Linked DNA regions of Homo sapiens: region 1 is linked to region 2. The links are chromatin contacts, found by Hi-C or POLR2A ChIA-PET in ENCODE. All regions are on one chromosome and are shown on one strand. Each heading gives the region's core, a stretch centred on a gene start or an enhancer-like site at or near the end of the contact. The rest is flanking DNA. Distances are from core to core; before and after follow the strand shown.

Region 1 (3,253 bases), core at 423-2,922, 1.2 Mb after region 2:
TACTTAGACTTCCCAGTTTTCTCTTATGGTTGAAAGGAGCCTTAGAAAACTACCCAATGTCAGTCACTTCTCTCATTTTACAGAGAGGAAATGGAAGTCCACAGAGGTTAAATAACTGACTCAGTCACACAGTTAGACAGTGGTATAAGTGGACTAGAAACCACATTTCTCAATATCAGTTTAATGGTTTTTTTCCATTACAGAAGAATAATTGCCATAGTGCTTCTACCACATTAGAGTTTAATAAATGGGTTACTGAATATCCTTGTTTTCATACAAATGGGAAAAAAGTGGGATCTGTTGACCATAACTGATATTTTGCACCCAACAGCACCATATTGCTACAAGGAAACCACTCCTGTGGTTTTCTGCTAGAGGAAATGGAATTTTGACTTCTACCAGAAAGACAAGGTGTGGAATAGCTTGGCAGATGTAATTTCTGAGCGGTGGGTGGGGCAAGAGGCAGGAAGACTTTCCTGTGTCACTCACAGAACTTGGTCAATAAACACAGTTCCAAGAAGAGAAGTGACAGAAAACAAGCTCGGCATAATATTAGAATTGTCGGCTGTGTGCGGTGGCTCACGCCTGTAATCCCAGCACTTTGGGAGGCCGAGGCAGGTGGATCACCTGAGGTAGGGAGTTCAAGACCAGCCTGGCCAACATGGTGAGACCCTGTCTCGACTAAAAATACAAAAATTAGCCGGGCATGGTGGCATATGACTGTAATCCCAGCTACTCAGGAGGCTGAGGCAGGAGAATTGCTTGAACCCGGGAGGCGGAGGTTGCAGGCAGTGAGCCAAGATCGCACCACAGCACTCCGGCCTGGGCAACAAGAGCGAGACTCTGTTTCAAAAAAAAAAAAGAAAGAAAGAAAGAAAAAAGAAAAAGAATTGTCAGGTGCACTCTAAGATTAATTTATATAGGATTTTTGTATTTCATGTCACGCAGTTTTCATTATTTCTGGCCAATACATAATTCACATGTTTCTTTGCTCAATTATGGCATATGTGTCAGAATTCTTCCTGATGGTGATCCTACTCCTGGCTGCAAAAATAGTGATCAAAACTCAGTAAGTCTACACATTTTAAATAAAATAATTTGCAAAAATTATTCTAAGGAGATTTTTTCCCCATCACAGAGGCAAAAAATATAACACTAGGGATGCATATGATAGGATACTTTGTGCAGAAGGAAACAAAACTGCACACGAGCACAAATGAAACAGAAACTACCCCAATGGTTTTTAGATGAACCTTTTTGGGTGAAGGTAGTTGGGGTGAAGTACGGAAAACGAAGACGAAATAGGGAAGAGAAGTGAGAGGGAGGACATGGTAACCTCGATATCCCTCTGAGGGACCAAGAGAGCGCCCCCAGGAAGAAGACTCTCGGTCTCCTGTGCTGACAATCCTCCCGCTGCACCTGCCCAAGCATCCCGCGTGGAGCATGCTGGGAGAGGGCTGGGGCCCAGGCCTCCCCCAAGAGAGGGAGGGGAGTCAGGGTGCGCTTGGGGTGGGGGTCGAGGCCCCGCCACTCACCCGCGTCTAGAACGGCTTGGGGACAGGAAAGCGCAGCCGCGCACGGGTTTCCTCTCACGTTGGCGCACCACTCCGTTACGCTCCTGACCAGGCTGTTCTAGCTGCAGGCGGTGTTCTCTCGTTGGTCTCGCTAAAGGTGGGGAGCGCCAGGAAACGAGCGCCGCGAAGGCGGGGGTAGTGGGGCGGGGTAAAGGAGCCGGCGGCTGGGCGGAGCCGTCCGTTTGCCCGCCCGCGCAGGCGTCGGAAGGGCCGGCGCGCCCGCTGCGCGCACACTGCGTGCCCTTTCTCCCCGCCCCCTGCCGAGTTCAGAGACTTGCTATAGGCCTGCGTGACCCGGACGCTCTCCTTTACCCAACGGGCGTCCAGAGAAGAGGCCGTGCGTACGACTCGCTGACACCTCCCATTTCACCTTCCTGGCATGGAAATTGCGAGAGCGAGAGATTCTTGCTCCCGGTGTCGCTTTTTATCAGACCTCTTGATGGTTTCTCTGATGTACCCCTGCGTCCTTGAACCCTCATATTGCCCACCCCCCCAGTACTCCTGGGCTGAGACCAAAACGCAAGCCACTGAAATAGTCACGTAATTATGACACCAACGGTTTCCTATTATTACTGGAATGAGATCTGAAGCCCCACTGCCTGGAATCCAATCCTGTCTTCACCACACCTTTTGATATCCCAGGAAAGTTATTTCACCTCGCTGTGCCTCAGTTCCCTCATTTGTAAAGTACAGAAAATGTCACAGTAGTGCCTATTTCATAGAAAATTAGATGAGATAGTGCATATGACTCCCTTAGCAAAATTTCAAGCCTAGAGTAAGCATTTACTAAAAAGTACTGGCTGTTATTATTCACCCCAGTATTTCTAGTACTTAACCACAGTGCCAGCACGCAGTGGACAGTAAATATTAGTGGAATTAATGAATATTAGAACTACAGCTGAGGAACCAGGCCTAAAAAGGATAAGGAAATTTCAAAAGTCCACACAGCAAGTTAATGGCAGAGGTGGGACTGGAATCCAGGTCTCTTTTTTTTTTTTTTTTGAGACGGAGTTTCACTCTTGTTGCCCAGGCTGGAGTGCAATGGCACGATCTCGGCTCACTGCAACCTCTGCCTCCCGGGTTCAAGCGATTCTTCTACCTCAGCCTCCCTAGCAGCTGGGATTACAGACGCCCGCCACCACGCCCGGCTAATTTTTGTATTATTAGTAGAGACGGGGTTGGCCAGGCTGGTCTTGAATTCCTGACCTCAGGTGATCCACCCGCCTCGGCCTCCCAAAGTGCTGGGATTACAGGCTTGAGCCACTGCGCACGGCCCCCAGGTCTTCTAATTAAGAGTGCAGAGCTCTCTTTCCACGAAATATTTGATGTGTCTCTTTTTTTTTTTTTTTTTTTTGAGACCGAGTTTCGTTCTTTTTGCCCAGGCTGGAGTGCAATGGCGGGATCTCGGTTCACTGCAGCCTCTGCCTCCCGGGTTCAAGTGATTCTCCTGCCTCAGCCTCCCTAGTGGCTAGGATTACAGGTGTGCGCCACCACGTCTGGTTATTATTATTTTTTTTTTTAGTAGAGACGGGGTTTCGCCGTGTTGGCCAGGCTGGTCTCGAACTCCTGACCTCAGGTGTTCCACCCGCCTCGGCCTTCCACAGTGCTGGGATTACAGGTGTGAGCCACCGATCTGTCTTTTAAAATTCATTTTTGGCCAGGCGCAGTGGCTCACGCCT
Region 2 (3,121 bases), core at 486-2,985:
GTAAGCACTTGTCCATTGGCACAATGGCTGCCAATCTAATTCTATTGATTCCTCTAAATGTTTCTGGAGTTCAGAAATCTATTCAATCCAAGGGCACTTTACCTGGGGTCCTGGGAGCCAAATGTTAACGTAGTTCTTAACCTTCCTAAGCCTCTTAACCTTCTGGGTACAACCTCTATATTTGTCTTCTGGCTAAAATCATTTCCCCACCCCCAGCCCAGTCCTTTGGACTCTCCCAGGCCAATTCCTGGCAAGATCTTTGTCGAACTGTATTTGCAAACCAGGGTCTGGGGCACGGTGGCAGTTCCTTCGTCTGCTGTTCCCTTAATTTCGTCTGGTTTCACTGGCTCCAGGACAGCACACGGTCTAGAGTGGGAAGAGTGAGGCATTCACCTTGGTGAAAAACAACTCAGTAATTAAGACAAATGATTTTTCATGTACTATTTTAAAAAAATCAGAAGCAATGCAAAAATCCATGATGAACAAATGATCAACATTTGAAATACAGACAGGATCCCAACCTGCACTTGCATGACCTTGTCTCGCTTGCCTCACCCTAAACCCAGCCTTGACACTCCAATTAAACTTTATTTACAAAACAAGGGGGCCGGCCAGTAGGATGTAGTTTGCCCATACGACTTTTTTAAAGTATCGCATTGACTACTGTTTATCTCGATGACTGAAGGGTTCTTTTGGCATCCCTGTAGCAAATGCGTCTCACCCTAGTCCTGGTCCTGCTCCAAGGGTTTTTGTCCAGGCACATCGTGACCTCACCCTTCCTCCCCTCTCCGAGGCCTCTCTCAGGGTCCAGCGTTCAAGTCCCGGGTGTTCTCTGGACCCGCCCCTTCCTCTCGCCGGGTCAGGTGCCGAGGGCGAGCACGGGCGGCGCGGAGAGCAGTCCCGGCCCGCCCTCCACGACTCCTCCTCCTGCGAGCTGGGCCACTCAGCGGCTCTGCCGCCCAGCGCGCCGGGGCCCAGACCCCGCCCCGGCCCCGCCTCCGACGCCTGCCGCTCCAGCTCCGGCTCCCCCTATATAAATCGGCCATTTGCTTCGCTCCGCCCCGCAGCGCCGGAGTCAAAGCCGGTTCCCGGCCCAGTCCCGTCCTGCAGCAGTCTGCCTCCTCTTTCAACATGACAGATGCCGCTGTGTCCTTCGCCAAGGACTTCCTGGCAGGTGGAGTGGCCGCAGCCATCTCCAAGACGGCGGTAGCGCCCATCGAGCGGGTCAAGCTGCTGCTGCAGGTACGTCCTGGGATCCAGGAGCCCAACCAGGAAGTGGGGGGAAGGGTCGCACAGAAGGCGGGCGCCCGAGGGGTGGCGGGGAGCGAACTCTAAAGACATGGCCAGGGAAGCGGCTTAGGAGAGGCCAGAGCGGGGCGCAGAGGCAGAACAGAAGTCAAACTGGTGGGAGGCGCCTTTAGTGACCTGAAGTAGTGAGTCTAGGAAGGGGCCGGGGGCAGAGGGCAGGACCAGGCTCTCGGCATCTCCGAGGCGGCGGACTCGGATGGAGCAGTTTCTGAGTGACGGCCTCCCCGGGCCTGGGCGTCAAGGGCGAAGGCCGAAAGCCGGCGTTAGAAAGAGGAACGCCAGTTCTTACCGAAGACCTCAAGGTCGCGGCAAGGAGATAACTGCCCGGGGGAGGCCATGCGCCCGGGTCCAGCGGCCTCCCAGCCCGCGGACGCGCTCAAACCTCGCCGGGCCGGAAGCCGGCGCCGGGAAGCGCGTGTGCCTTTTACGTCCGCCCCCGCGCAGCCGCGGCCGCTGCCGCCGCGTCTCCGCCTGCCTCCCTGCGCCGCGCGCTCTCCAGTGCCGGCTCTAGAGGGCGCTCCTGGGCTAGCGTGTAGGGCTGGCGGCGGCGGCGCTCGGGTCACCTCTGGGAGCGGAGTGGGGGCGGAGCGAGACGGAAGCAGCTCAGGAGACTTGAGGCGTAGGCTGCGGTCCCCAAGGTGACCGCGCCCTATGTGGGACTCGCCCTAATGCCTCTGAACCTGGGTTTGAGGTAATGACCTTTCTCCTAGGTCTGAAGGTCACGGGTCCGCTGGAGGATGCCCCCTCTCCACTCAGAGGGGTGGAGGCTTAATGCTACTGGTGCAGATCACCTCTTCCCCTGTGACAGCCTCAGAGGGTTGGGAGGGTCCAGCCAGTATGATATACGAAGACTAGATTTGAGAGAGGGGAGCCTACCTTAAAGGGCATTGATCGAGATGGCATAAGCTCTTCTCTTTCCCTTCCCCATGGTTATAACTGTCCCTGTTGGCTTCCTTCCTGTCTGTTAGGTGCAGCATGCCAGCAAGCAGATCACTGCAGATAAGCAATACAAAGGCATTATAGACTGCGTGGTCCGTATTCCCAAGGAGCAGGGAGTTCTGTCCTTCTGGCGCGGTAACCTGGCCAATGTCATCAGATACTTCCCCACCCAGGCTCTTAACTTCGCCTTCAAAGATAAATACAAGCAGATCTTCCTGGGTGGTGTGGACAAGAGAACCCAGTTTTGGCTCTACTTTGCAGGGAATCTGGCATCGGGTGGTGCCGCAGGGGCCACATCCCTGTGTTTTGTGTACCCTCTTGATTTTGCCCGTACCCGTCTAGCAGCTGATGTGGGTAAAGCTGGAGCTGAAAGGGAATTCCGAGGCCTCGGTGACTGCCTGGTTAAGATCTACAAATCTGATGGGATTAAGGGCCTGTACCAAGGCTTTAACGTGTCTGTGCAGGGTATTATCATCTACCGAGCCGCCTACTTCGGTATCTATGACACTGCAAAGGGTAAGTTTGCTGTGGGCTTTAACGTTGTGTTCTTAGGAGACAGTTTAAAAGAGCATTGTACCAACCTAACAGTCCAAGAGCTAAAGAGTTGTTTTTTTAATTGCTAAAGGAAGCCAAGATCATCCAATGCAACCCTTGTGTACAGATGACGTGTTTAGGGGATGTGGGGAAAGGAAGTCAGTAAAACTCTGCTTTTTGGTAAAAGCATCTCTTTCCTATTCCCAGGAATGCTTCCGGATCCCAAGAACACTCACATCGTCATCAGCTGGATGATCGCACAGACTGTCACTGCTGTTGCCGGGTTGACTTCCTATCCATTTGACACTGTTCGCCGCCGCATGATGATGCAGTCAGGGCG

The links. Hi-C counts contacts between places; a loop is a spot of excess contacts on that map. ChIA-PET counts read pairs that join two places held with the same protein, here RNA polymerase II (POLR2A). Pooled maps may share reads with other maps.
Region 1: a loop to region 2 is called in a pooled map, with 15 times the contacts of the local background. The contact joins the promoter of C1GALT1C1 here to the promoter of SLC25A5-AS1 in region 2. A Hi-C loop is called at or near these places in 1 of 37 single-sample maps with no recorded cell type and 9 of 50 pooled maps. POLR2A ChIA-PET finds 5 or more read pairs at or near these places in 1 of 52 experiments (PC-9).

What each region holds. Positions count from the first base shown.
Region 1 is chrX:120,628,382-120,631,634 of GRCh38, forward strand. It overlaps C1GALT1C1 (C1GALT1 specific chaperone 1), which reads right to left and starts at 1,673. Exons shown (of 2, transcript NM_001011551.3): 1 at 1,536-1,673. RefSeq lists an enhancer at 1,054-1,981 and a silencer at 1,641-1,910.
Region 2 is chrX:119,467,385-119,470,505 of GRCh38, forward strand. SLC25A5-AS1 (SLC25A5 antisense RNA 1) reads right to left here and starts at 1,736. Exons shown (of 1, transcript NR_028443.1): 1 at 1-1,736. SLC25A5 (solute carrier family 25 member 5) reads left to right here and starts at 1,060. Exons shown (of 4, transcript NM_001152.5): 1 at 1,060-1,242; 2 at 2,277-2,763; 3 at 2,989-3,121. The coding sequence starts at 1,132. RefSeq lists silencers at 740-1,119, 1,610-1,849.